Regions from separate parts of the Homo sapiens genome. Here region 1 is linked to region 2. A link is an interaction called in ENCODE POLR2A ChIA-PET data of the cell type or tissue named here. Cell type or tissue: GM12878. All regions are shown on one strand. Each heading gives the region's core, and the rest is flanking DNA. Links, peaks and the distances in the headings are about the cores only.

What was found. ChIA-PET counts read pairs that join two places held together with the same protein. Peaks named below come from ENCODE experiments on the same cell type or tissue, not always from the same donor. Only the 100,000 strongest peaks of a DNase experiment are listed, where the experiment ranks them.
Region 1: POLR2A ChIA-PET joins it to region 2 with 10 read pairs; 3 of 35 experiments call an interaction of 5 or more read pairs at or near these places.

The regions. Positions count from the first base shown.
Region 1 is chr2:69,768,558-69,773,942 of GRCh38, forward strand. The region is part of intron 1 of ANXA4 (annexin A4); the gene reads left to right. Among named protein-coding and RNA genes, the nearest start is that of SMANTIS, 28 kb to the right of the region's middle. In GM12878, for the core only: no CTCF peak of the experiment used is centred there; no DNase peak of the experiment used is centred there.
Region 2 is chr2:69,930,774-69,936,158 of GRCh38, forward strand. MXD1 (MAX dimerization protein 1) reads left to right here. Exons shown (of 6, transcript NM_002357.4): 4 at 4,578-4,692. It also overlaps a transcript of ASPRV1 not described here. Among named protein-coding and RNA genes, the nearest start is that of MXD1, 18 kb to the left of the region's middle. In GM12878, for the core only: no CTCF peak of the experiment used is centred there; no DNase peak of the experiment used is centred there; H3K27ac peaks cover 295 bases.

The DNA.
Region 1 (5,385 bases), core at 59-5,058, 160 kb before region 2:
CAGGCGGAAAGGAAAGTGTGCCGTTTAGTAAATCAAATGGTACCTGACATGGGGCAGGCATTCAGATAATGTGTGTTGAATGAGTAGGTGAATGAACATGAAACATCAGTAAAACTGTCCTGTAAGTCCCATGATAGAAATAATCAGCATTACTACCACATCAGCTTCTTGTTTCTCAGGTCACTGGACTGAGGGGAGGGAAATCCAAATAATTTGTCTGCAATTAAAAGGCAGAAGGTCAGGTGCAGTGGCTCATGCCTGTAATCCCAGCACTTTGGGAGGTGGAGGCAGGCTGACCACTTGAGCCCAAGAGTTCAGGCCCAGCCTGAGCAACATAGTGAGACCCCATCTCAAAAGAAAAGTTAAAAAACAAAAAACAAAAAAAAACCTCCACCAACAAAAAACCAGCCAACTGAAATTCCAAAGGTCTCTAGTCCACAGGTGGCACTAGGGGTCACTCAGAAAATAAAAATTAAAAAGAAAATTACTTAGGAAAGTCTAAAGCACTATATTGGGTACTTCATTATATCTGAAGCAAGTTGATGATGGTGCCCAGAAAAACAAGGTAGGGAAGCTGCACATTTATAAAGCGTATTAGAATATTCTTTGATTTATGCACTATTCGAAGCTTGAGCCTGGGAACTAAGGCCATACAACAAAGCAAGGATTAAACTATCAACATGTGGGACCCAGTCAGCTTTCCCAGCAATCATTGAGGCCACTGTGACTTTCCTTATTGTTATAAAATGTAGATATTTAGCCCTACCTCTTAAGACAAGATAGAACTCACCACAACCAGTTTTCACTACTGTAGTATCTAGTGGCTTTCAAATCAGGTAAACTAGGTGTTTTATCCCAGTCTGGCCTCATGCTAACTTCAGGCAAATTACACAACTTTTCTCAGTTTTTAACTTGTTAAGTGGAAATAATAGTCATTGTCCCAGAGGTTATTGAGTAGATAAGATAACATGGAGGAGTGTTTAATAAGTGTTCCCTCCCTCCTTCCCCTGCCTTTTAGACAAAGCAATCATTGGAGTAAAAACTGGCTTTGGCATGATGTGGGAAGAGCAGAGAAGGCGTGGGATGTTTTAAATTATATGTAAAATACATTTTTTTATTTTTTTGAGACGGAGTCTCCCTCTGTCACCCAGGCTGGAGTGCAGTGGCGTGATCTCGGCTCACTGCAGCCTCTGCCTCCAGGTTCCAGCGATTCTCCTGCCTCAGACTCCCGGGTAGCTGGGATTACAGGCACGTGCCACCACACCCAGCTAATTTTTGTATTTTTAGTAGAGATGGGGTTTCCTCATGTTGGCCAGGCTGGTCTCAAACTCCTGACCTCAGGTGATCTGCCCACCTCAGCCTCCCAAAGTGCTGGGTTTACAGGTGTGAGCCACTGCACCAGGCCTAAGATACATGTTTTTTAATTACTTGTGGATTGAAAGGATTATTATTGCCCTCAACAGTGCTGTGAATAACTGGCCAAAATATGGACAAAAGACCGTCCGTAAGTTACTAGCTGGGTGCTAGGCTGGAATCGATTCTTATTTAAGATGGCCTAGTAGGCAGGCCTCCAAATTTGTTTTCATTCCTTTACCTTCTACATCTTGCCTTTGAATACACGTTTAAAATGTTATTTCTCCCAACTCAAACCCCGTCACTGCAATAAAACTTCCTTTACTTTTAGAAGGATCTAAGTTCCAAGAAAAAAAGAAGGAAAAAAAGAGAGTTACTCTCATTTTCCTATTTCATAGACAGTTTTGAAAGCCTTTAGTGTTTGGGTGGGGCCCAGTCACACCCTTTGCAATCTGCAGACCAGTGGTTTAAATTTGTCATCCTTGTGGGCTGTAAAATGAAACCATGTACCAAAGAAAAATAGTGAATGACTCACTCACATGTGATCTTCCAGCGAAGGGAAGGATTCAGTAGGAATGTGCCACAAGGCTGGCAGGTCCCTTCATAATAGGCTCAGGTGGCCTGTTCTGGGATGTGGGTCAATGTTAGGAACCTGAATGGAGGCCGCCAAGTTGTGGTGGGGTCTGAAGGAGAGCTTCAGTTACCGGGGTGAATTCACCACAATGCAACATCCAGCAGACCCAGAGAAACTCTCTCTCAGCACGACAAGAAAGGGAGGATTCCTATTCACCAGGCTCATTAAACCTGTACGCACACACACATGCAAACACACACGTGCAGACACACACACGTGCAGACACACACATATTGCTAATTTATTTATATTAAGAAATACAGTGCCAGGCATGGTGGTTCACACCTGTAATCCCAGCACGTTGGGAGGGTGAGGCAGACGATCGCTTGAGCCTAGGCATTCAAGGCCAGCCTAGGCAATGCAGCGAGGCCTTGTCTAGAAAATTTAAAAAAAAAAAAAATTAGCTGGGCGTGGTGGCACGTACCTGTAGTTCCAGCTACTCGGGAGGCTGAGGCGGCAGGATCTCTTGAGCTAAGTAGTTCGAGGCTGAAGTGAGCTATGACTGTACCACTGCACTCCAGCCTGGGCAACAGGGCAAGACCCTGTCTCCAAAAAAAAAAAAAAGAAAAAAAAAAAAAAAAGAAAGGAAAAATATTATTTAGGCAAAAATCCTCATGCTCCAATATTTGTAGACAGGTTGATTTGGGAAGCCAAACTCTAGCCTAAAAGGTGCTTGGCAACCATGGAACAAGGGAGTATTAGATGGACAGAATTCATCTTCACAGTGGGGAAATATCTGACCCCCGACCACTGGCTTCACCCTTTCCGTAGGACAGGGCTTAGATGAATATTTCAAAGTAAGCATCTGTGCCAGTTTTGCATGGAGCTTGCTCTGCTGATGGACACAAGTTTTCCTTAAACATGCTAATATCTTCCAGCAAGCCTGCTTCAACCCAGGAGCCGTTCTTTCCCATTAAAATGAGTTTGCATATCTTTGTTTTGATGGGTGTTTGCTGATTTTACTAGTCTAATGCTTAGGGAAGTATCTACTTTGCCCGCTTTCCAAATGCTGGGTGAGAGAGGAGAATGCACCACACTGTTACCTCCACATATAGCCTACTAAATAGGACTTGAAATCAGAAGTTCTTGTTCCACATCCCTGCAGTCTGCCATAAGGACATAAGAAACTTTCTAGTTGAGTCAGCACCTGGCTTGCCCATTTCTGGCAGATACAACTGGGCAATTTGTGTTACAGTGTATTATTATCCTTCTGGACATCCTGGAAACCAGTATAGATGTATTCTCAACATACCTACTTTTTCTTTATGAATTCATTGTAAATTATTTCCATGAATTTATGTAATCTTAGTTGAAATAAGTTGAACTTATTTACAACTTATTTTTCCCTTTTGTAACTGCTATTGAGATAGGTCTCATATGTTTAATTCCCAACTATCTTTCAGTTGCTCCAAAACTATGTCTTAAAAACTTCAGATCCCTATCCTAAGCCCTAGTCGTAGAGTTCAGATACTGTTAAGAAGCTGTAGTCACCCACCCATGTTCTTCATAACCCTAGGTTTTTAAGACATCACTAAAAAGTGTATCACCTTCAGCCTTCATCTTTCCATCTGGAACAGTCCTGATGCTTTTAGAGTTATTTGAATCACCCCCAAAATGGGAGCGTGTTTGCATTTTACAGATGTAAAAACTGAGGCATAGTTGCTAATTATTTCGCCCCATCTGTGAGCAGCAAAGGAGCTTTTAAACCCCCAACACAGTCTGAGTCATTGTGGACTTGGTCACAATGTGCAGCTTATGGATTGTAGAAAGGGCTTCAGAGAGAAAGAACAAAGGAATCAAGGAAGGTGAGATAGCAAAGAATGTCGGGCAGAGGCTCTGCTAAGAGCATGGCACTGCGAGGCAGGTGGAAAATGAGGTGGGAAGGTTATAGGTGGAACTTCCAGAAGAAAGGCTTTTCAGCCCTTGGGAGCTGTCATTCTGTGCAGCTAAGAGAGGCCTTAGCAATTGCTAAGAGAGGCTGTAGCAATTGTGTTTTGGGGGGTGCATTTCTTTCCTCTTTCTGCTCCCCCCATCCTTGTGCCAAGAGTTATTGAGGCCTTACCAGGTGCCAGGCTCTATGCTAATAAGCATTTGTGTAGACTGACTTTACACATACTATCTGATATAACAATGAATCGAGGAGTACCATTTTCTGCATTTATTTGTATATTCTATTTAGAAATCTGTTTGGTGGCCAGGCGCAGTGGCTCACACCTGTAATCCCAGCACTTTGGGAGGCCGAGGCGGGCAGATCATGAGGTCAGGAGATCAAGACCATCCTGGCAAACATGGTGAAACCCTGTCTCTACTAAAAATACAAAAATTAGCTGGGCATGGTGGCAGGCGTCTGTGATCCAAGCTACTTGGGAGGCTGAGGCAGGAGAATCACTTGAACCCGGGAGGCGGAGGTTGCAGTGAGCCGAGATCATGCCACTGCACTCCAGCCTGGCAACAGAGCGAGACTGTCTCAAAAAAAAAAGAAAGAAAGAAAGAAAGAAATTTGTTTTGTACTAGTAAAACTTTAATAAATAAACAACAGCTGTCTGTATATAAATGTGTATATTACACTGTGTGCTGTCCAAGTTTCAAAATAAATTGAATAAAAGTACCCAGTGTTCAAGTATGATACCTTCTTTTTCCTTAAGTGAAATATTTCTAGCTCCTTGTGTAATGACTCTCAGTATTTCCAGAAGGCTTTGCTCAAGATGTCTTTCCACTTCTTGATGTGGTAAAAAGGAGTGGAATGTTCATATTAAAGCTTGCCTCTTTTGGAGAGGTGTCCCCCTTCCCTGCCTCCTCACTTGTCATTTATTCCAAAACTACATGAAAGCAAAGGGAAGGCCCTTGCTCTGAAAAGCAGTATCTGCCAGGGTTGTCAGCCAATTAGCATATGAATCATACTTACCAAGGGATATGGGTACATGTGGATCATTCACATGACATGAAACAGGGCCTCCAGACCAAGGACTGGCTAAGATCTGTGAAGGTCTTAAGTTTTGCCCCTGATTTTTTGTTTGTTTGTTTGTTTATCAATATTTGTTTTATTCTCCTTTCTTTTCTTTTCTTTTCTTTCCTTCTTTTTTTTTTTTTTTTTTTTTTTTGTTTTCGACAGAGTCTTGCTCTGTCACCCAGGCTAGAGTGCAGTGGCGTGATCTCAGCTCACTGCAACCTCTGCCTCCTGGGTTCAAGCAATTCTACTTCCTCAGCCTCCCGAGTATCTGGGATTACAGGCGTGCACCACCACGCCTGGCTAATTTTTGTATTTTTAGTAGAGACGGGGTTTCACCATATTGGTCAGGCTGGTCTTGAACTCCTGACCTCGTGATTCGCCTGCCTCGGCCTCCCAAAGTGCTGGGATTACAGGCATGAGTCACCGCGCCCGTCCTCAAGCAATTCTT
Region 2 (5,385 bases), core at 112-5,111:
TCTCCTTCTACAGAGGAAGCTAGGATTGAAAGAATAACTGCTACCATATACAGAGTACTCCCTGTCAGACCCTGACCCAAGGGCTTCCATACCTTGTCTCAGTCAATACCCATGACAGCCCTCCCAGGGAGGCGCTTGTCACCCTCATTCTACTGATGAGGAAACTGAGGCTACACAGAGTTAAGTAATTTGCCCAGGGTCACACAGGGAGTAAGTGGCAGAGCCAGGATCTCAAACATTTACTCTTTTTTAAATATTAACTTCATTTTTAATTTTTGTGGGTATGTAGTAGGTCTGTATATTTATGGGGTACATGAGGTGTTTGATACAGGCATGCAATGCATAATAATCACATCAAGTAAAATGTGGTGTTCATCCCCTCAAGCATTTATCCTTTGTGTTGCAAACCATCCAGTTCTACTCTTCCAGTTATTTAAAAATATACAATTATTTTGACTATAGTTACCCTGTTGTGCTATCAAATACTAGGTGTTATCCATTCTTTTAAGCTATTTTTTTTTTAACCCATTAACCATCCCCACCTCCTGCCCACCCCCGCTACCTTTCCCAGCCTCTGGTAACCCTCCTACTCTCTATGTCTGTGAGTTCAATTGTTTTGATTTTTACATCCAAAAAATAAGTGAGAATATGCAACGTTTGTCTTTCTGTGCCTGGCTTATTTCACTTAACCTAATGACCTCCAGTTCCATCCATGTTGTTGCAAATGACAGGATCCCATTCTTTTTATGGCTGAATAGTACTCCATTATGTATATGTACCACATTTCTCCAGACATTTACTCTTAATCACTGCATTAATATTTGGTTGCATAGTGACTGAGTCAGAATTTTTTAAAAAAATTAAAAATCAACAAAATTTGGGATACTTAAAACTTACTGAATAGAATCTATAGTTGTATCTAAATTTGTTATTACTAGTTATGGGCCATACTTGATTCAGAGCATGACTTATTATAGTTCAAAGATTGGTTTCTTTATGCCACTGTAGACCAAAGGTATATCAGCTTATTCAGAATAATTAAAGTTATGTTTCTGAAGAGTCAGAAGGTGAAGTTTGTTAGTCCATGGCCTAGGTACAAAGCAGTGTGGATCAGTGCTAAAGGAAGAGGCAGCCGGGTGCCAGGAAGATGGGAGGTAGCTCTTGGCAACAGAGGGAAGACTGAAGAAGATGTGATGGGAGGAGAGTCAACTTCCTGGGTCACACTGAGGTGTCGGGTGGCTTCCTGTTGAGGATATATGGCAAAACCCCTGCTAGTTCCCCAAATGGGAGTTTGACCTGGTTTAAAATGGGACAGCAGGGCACAGGAGTAGTCAGAACTGAGAAAAGAGAGCTGAGACGGGTGTTTGTTCTGCTTGTTTTGGATCTGGGAGCTCCGTGGGTACTCAGGGCTGGCAGAGGGATTCTAGATCCCAGGAGTTTGTGTGTCTGTATGTGTGTCTGTGTATGTGTGTGTGTGTCAGGGTTGGAGAGCTTTGGTAGGAGCTGTACATAACAGAGGGGTCTGTTTGCTTTTTTATCTGGTTCAGGGATTGGATTTCACTACTGTATGATAGAACTGAGTCTACTTAATATATTTCATTGCTCTCCTGTGGTTGGCCCGGGCACCAGTGTGGGGATGTCTGCAGGCAGTGGCATGTGGGCAGGGGGCAGCCATCAGGCTGCAGCAGTGAGGCGCCGGAGAAGGCCAAGGCAGACACTGCCAAAGACAGAGTTGGCTTTGGGTCTCTGCAAAAATCCAGAAAGAATTCTGGTCCTATTTTTGTAGAACTAGGCCAGAAAACACTGAATGAACAAGTATTAGTCTCAGCTGGAATTAGTCAAATGGCTTATTTCTAGTTTCACGACTAGGAGTGTTCTTTGGAAACCCACATTTGGGTAGTGAAAATTGCACTTTCTGGGCAAGACTCCTATAAGGCTAGAAATGACAATGCATCAAAAGATGACTTTATTATATTTTTATCAGTGGACAAACTTCCTAAAAAAATTCACACACTCATATCTGCATATAAACCAACATCATAAAAGTACTAAAATGACACTGTTCTGAATCATGCAGTCTTTGCAAATAACAAGCTGGCTGAAAAATATCTAAATATAATTTTAATTTTTGAACTTTTTCTTCTAATTGGAAAATTAGCTCATACCTGTAATCCCAGCACTTTGGGAGGCTGAGGCAGGCAGATTGCTTGAGGTCAGGAGTTCGAGACCAGCCTGGCCAACATGGTGAAACCCCATCTCTGCTAAAAATACAAAAATTAGCCGGACGTGGTGGCGGGCGCCTGTAATCCCAGATACTCAGGAGGCTGAAGAAGGAGAATCTGTTGAGCCTGGGAGGCAGAGGTTGCCATGAGCTGAGATCACGGCACTGTACTCCAGCCTGGGCGACAAGAGCAAGAACTCTGTCTCAAAAAAAAAAAAAAAAAAAAAAAACAAAAAAAGAAAATTAGTCTATAAGTTTTATGGCAAGAAATAGACAAATTTATAAATGTATAAATTATACTTTCTCATAGTGTTTCTAATAACATGATCTATTTTCATGGCTCTTTTTGAAGAATATTATCCAAGATGAACAAGTATATTTTACATACAAGTTTTCTTCCCTTCCCTGGTCCCCACCACATGCAGTAGTGGGAGGAGCACACCTGTAACATGAGTCTTTGCTCTGACTCTGCCACATGGACAGGTTTTTCAGAAGAAGTGAAAGACTTACAAAATAGTAAAGCCCTTGTGCTATTACCTCTTCCTAGCTCAGAAATGAATGCTGTACTCCCCAAGCTTGCCAAGCCTTAGAGCACCCTTGGAGAGTTTAGGACAACTTCCTCATGACCTAGAAGAGGCAGGAGGCTCAGAAGGAAGGAAGTCTAATGCCTTGCTTACTAGCCCTGCCTTAGGGGAACATCCTGAAGTCTCCCTGGAGAGTGTGAATTGACTTCTTACATTAATATCATGCATATTCACCTGTCCTATAGCTTTCTGAAGCCATTTCCTTTCTTTGGTCTATATTTTCAACTTTTGCTATTACAGTACAATTCTTAAGAGGAAAAAGGGCAAACCTATAAGGCATTGCATTGTTTCCCAATTCAGCTGGAGGGGAGCCTCCTAGACCCCAGGGAACTCTGCTCCAAGTAGGTTGTGTGTGGGCAATGAATGTTATCTAAAACCTGAAGACTCTGAGCACTGCTGAAGGTGCAAAGATGCAGTAGAGATGGACTCTGTCCTCTAGAAGCTTAAAGTCTAGTTGAATAGATGACATAATCCATTCAGCAAACACTTATTAAGCATGTGTGTGTTTGAGGCACGGTGACAGCACAGCAATGATTAAGCTGCAATCCTGACTTTCTAAGGAGACTGCAATGAATGGTTAAGTAAGAAATATGAAACAAGTCAGGCAGTACAGTGAACTTCCCAGTGAATAATATAAACAGTTAAGTGGTGCTTAGAAAATAGAGGAATCACTGTGAGCTAGGATGGCTTGGGAAGGCTTTAAGGAGGTGGTAAGCTTAAGCAAAACCCCCAAATCTCAGCTGCTTCTTACATTCATAGAATTTTCCAGGTTCTAGAATAAAGCACAAACCATTTCAAGGAAATGTAAATTTCTCAGTTGGAGCAACTCTCGTGCTCTCTCTTCAGTCAGTTGCCGTGGCTGCTGCTTCATCCAGCCCTTCTCCCTCTCCCACTCCGTGCCATTGCATCAGTCTGACATACTCCAAGAACAAAAAGTATAAAAAATGACTCAGTAAAAACCCCCATCACTTCCTTCCTTATCTCTGTCTGACTGTTCCTTGCCTTCTCCCTGCCCAGCCAGTTTCTTATGTGTCATTCCAGAGTTTGTCTACATACAAGAAAACATGAATATAGATTCTTGTTTTCCTCCATCTTTAAGATAGCATGGTATACTCACAGTTTGGAATCTTGCTTTTCTCCACTTAACAATATATCTGGAAAATCTTTCCTAATAGGACATAAAGCACATTCTCATTCTTTTTGATAGCTACATAGTACTACACGGTGTGGATGTAGCATAATTTATTTAACCAGTTCCCTCCTGGGTGGTCATTTGGGTTGTTTCAATCTTTGCTATTACAAATAAAGCTTCAACAAATAACTCCACAGATATATATGCTCCTTGACTTATGATGGGGTTATGTCTCAAGAAGCCCATCATAAATAAAAAACATCCCAAGTCTAATATGCATTTAATACTTCAATAAACTCATTATAAATTTAAAAAATTGTAAGTTGAACCATCATGAGTCAGGGACCATTACTGTATATAGTATTTACACATGTGAATGACTATATAATAGCAGATATTATTCCCTACCCCAGCACTTGTATTATCAATAGACTTAGCTTCGAAAACCTTGGATTTTGCTTCTCATTGGTTTTCACCAGAGTTGTCTGGTTCAAAATATGTTTATTCAGCAAAAGGTCATTGGTAGCATTTGCCATCGCAAGGCCTGGGCAACTTCACACTCTTTGAGAACTCATTCTGCCTGGGGTGCTTCTGGCCCACTGTGAAACTCTCAAATGCTACTGTGGTCTTGTTTTCATAGACGGGCTCATCTTCGCTTGTGCCTGGAGAAGTTGAAGGGGCTGGTGCCACTTGGACCCGAATCAAGTCGACACACTACGTTGAGTTTATTAACAAAAGCCAAATTGCACATAAAGGTAAGTGTATTGTTGGGATGCTGCTTTATCTTTACCTGTTCAGTGAGGGTTTGTCTGTTGTTACATCTCCAGGACAGTCCTCTCCCCTGAACTCCTCCAGTCTAGCTATTGGATGAATCACAGGTACCTCAAATGCAACATATTCAAAACCCAACTGAGTGTTTCTCACTCCCATGCACCAGAGGTTAAATGGTCCATCCAACTCTCCATCCAGTTGTACAAGCCAGAAATTCAGGAGTCCGTGATAGCTCCTGCTCCTTAACCATATATCTAGGCCATCTCCAAGGCCTAAATATTTTGCAACCGGTCTACTTCCATCTTCATCCCCACTGTCTACTGCAATAAAATCCTCAGAGGTCTCCCTATATCCCTCTGGGTCCCTCCCGTCTGCTTTCCATGCTTCCTGAGAACAGTCCTTCCAAGGTGCAAATCAACACGTGACCTTGTTTAAAATTCTTCTGTGGCTCAGGACAAGCTCTGTCACCTGGTCTGCCCCAGATTCTGCCTTGCCTGGTCCTCACTTGCCTCTGCAGCACCATCTTGTTCCCCAATTCCCCTTTCTCCAGCCCTTCTTCCAGTCCCTGGCACTGTCATATTGTCTTACTTTAGGGCCTTTGTCAATGCTCTTCCCTCTGCTTGGTACACTTTCCTCTCTCTTCTTCACCTAGAGGACTTCTACTTATTCTTCAGATC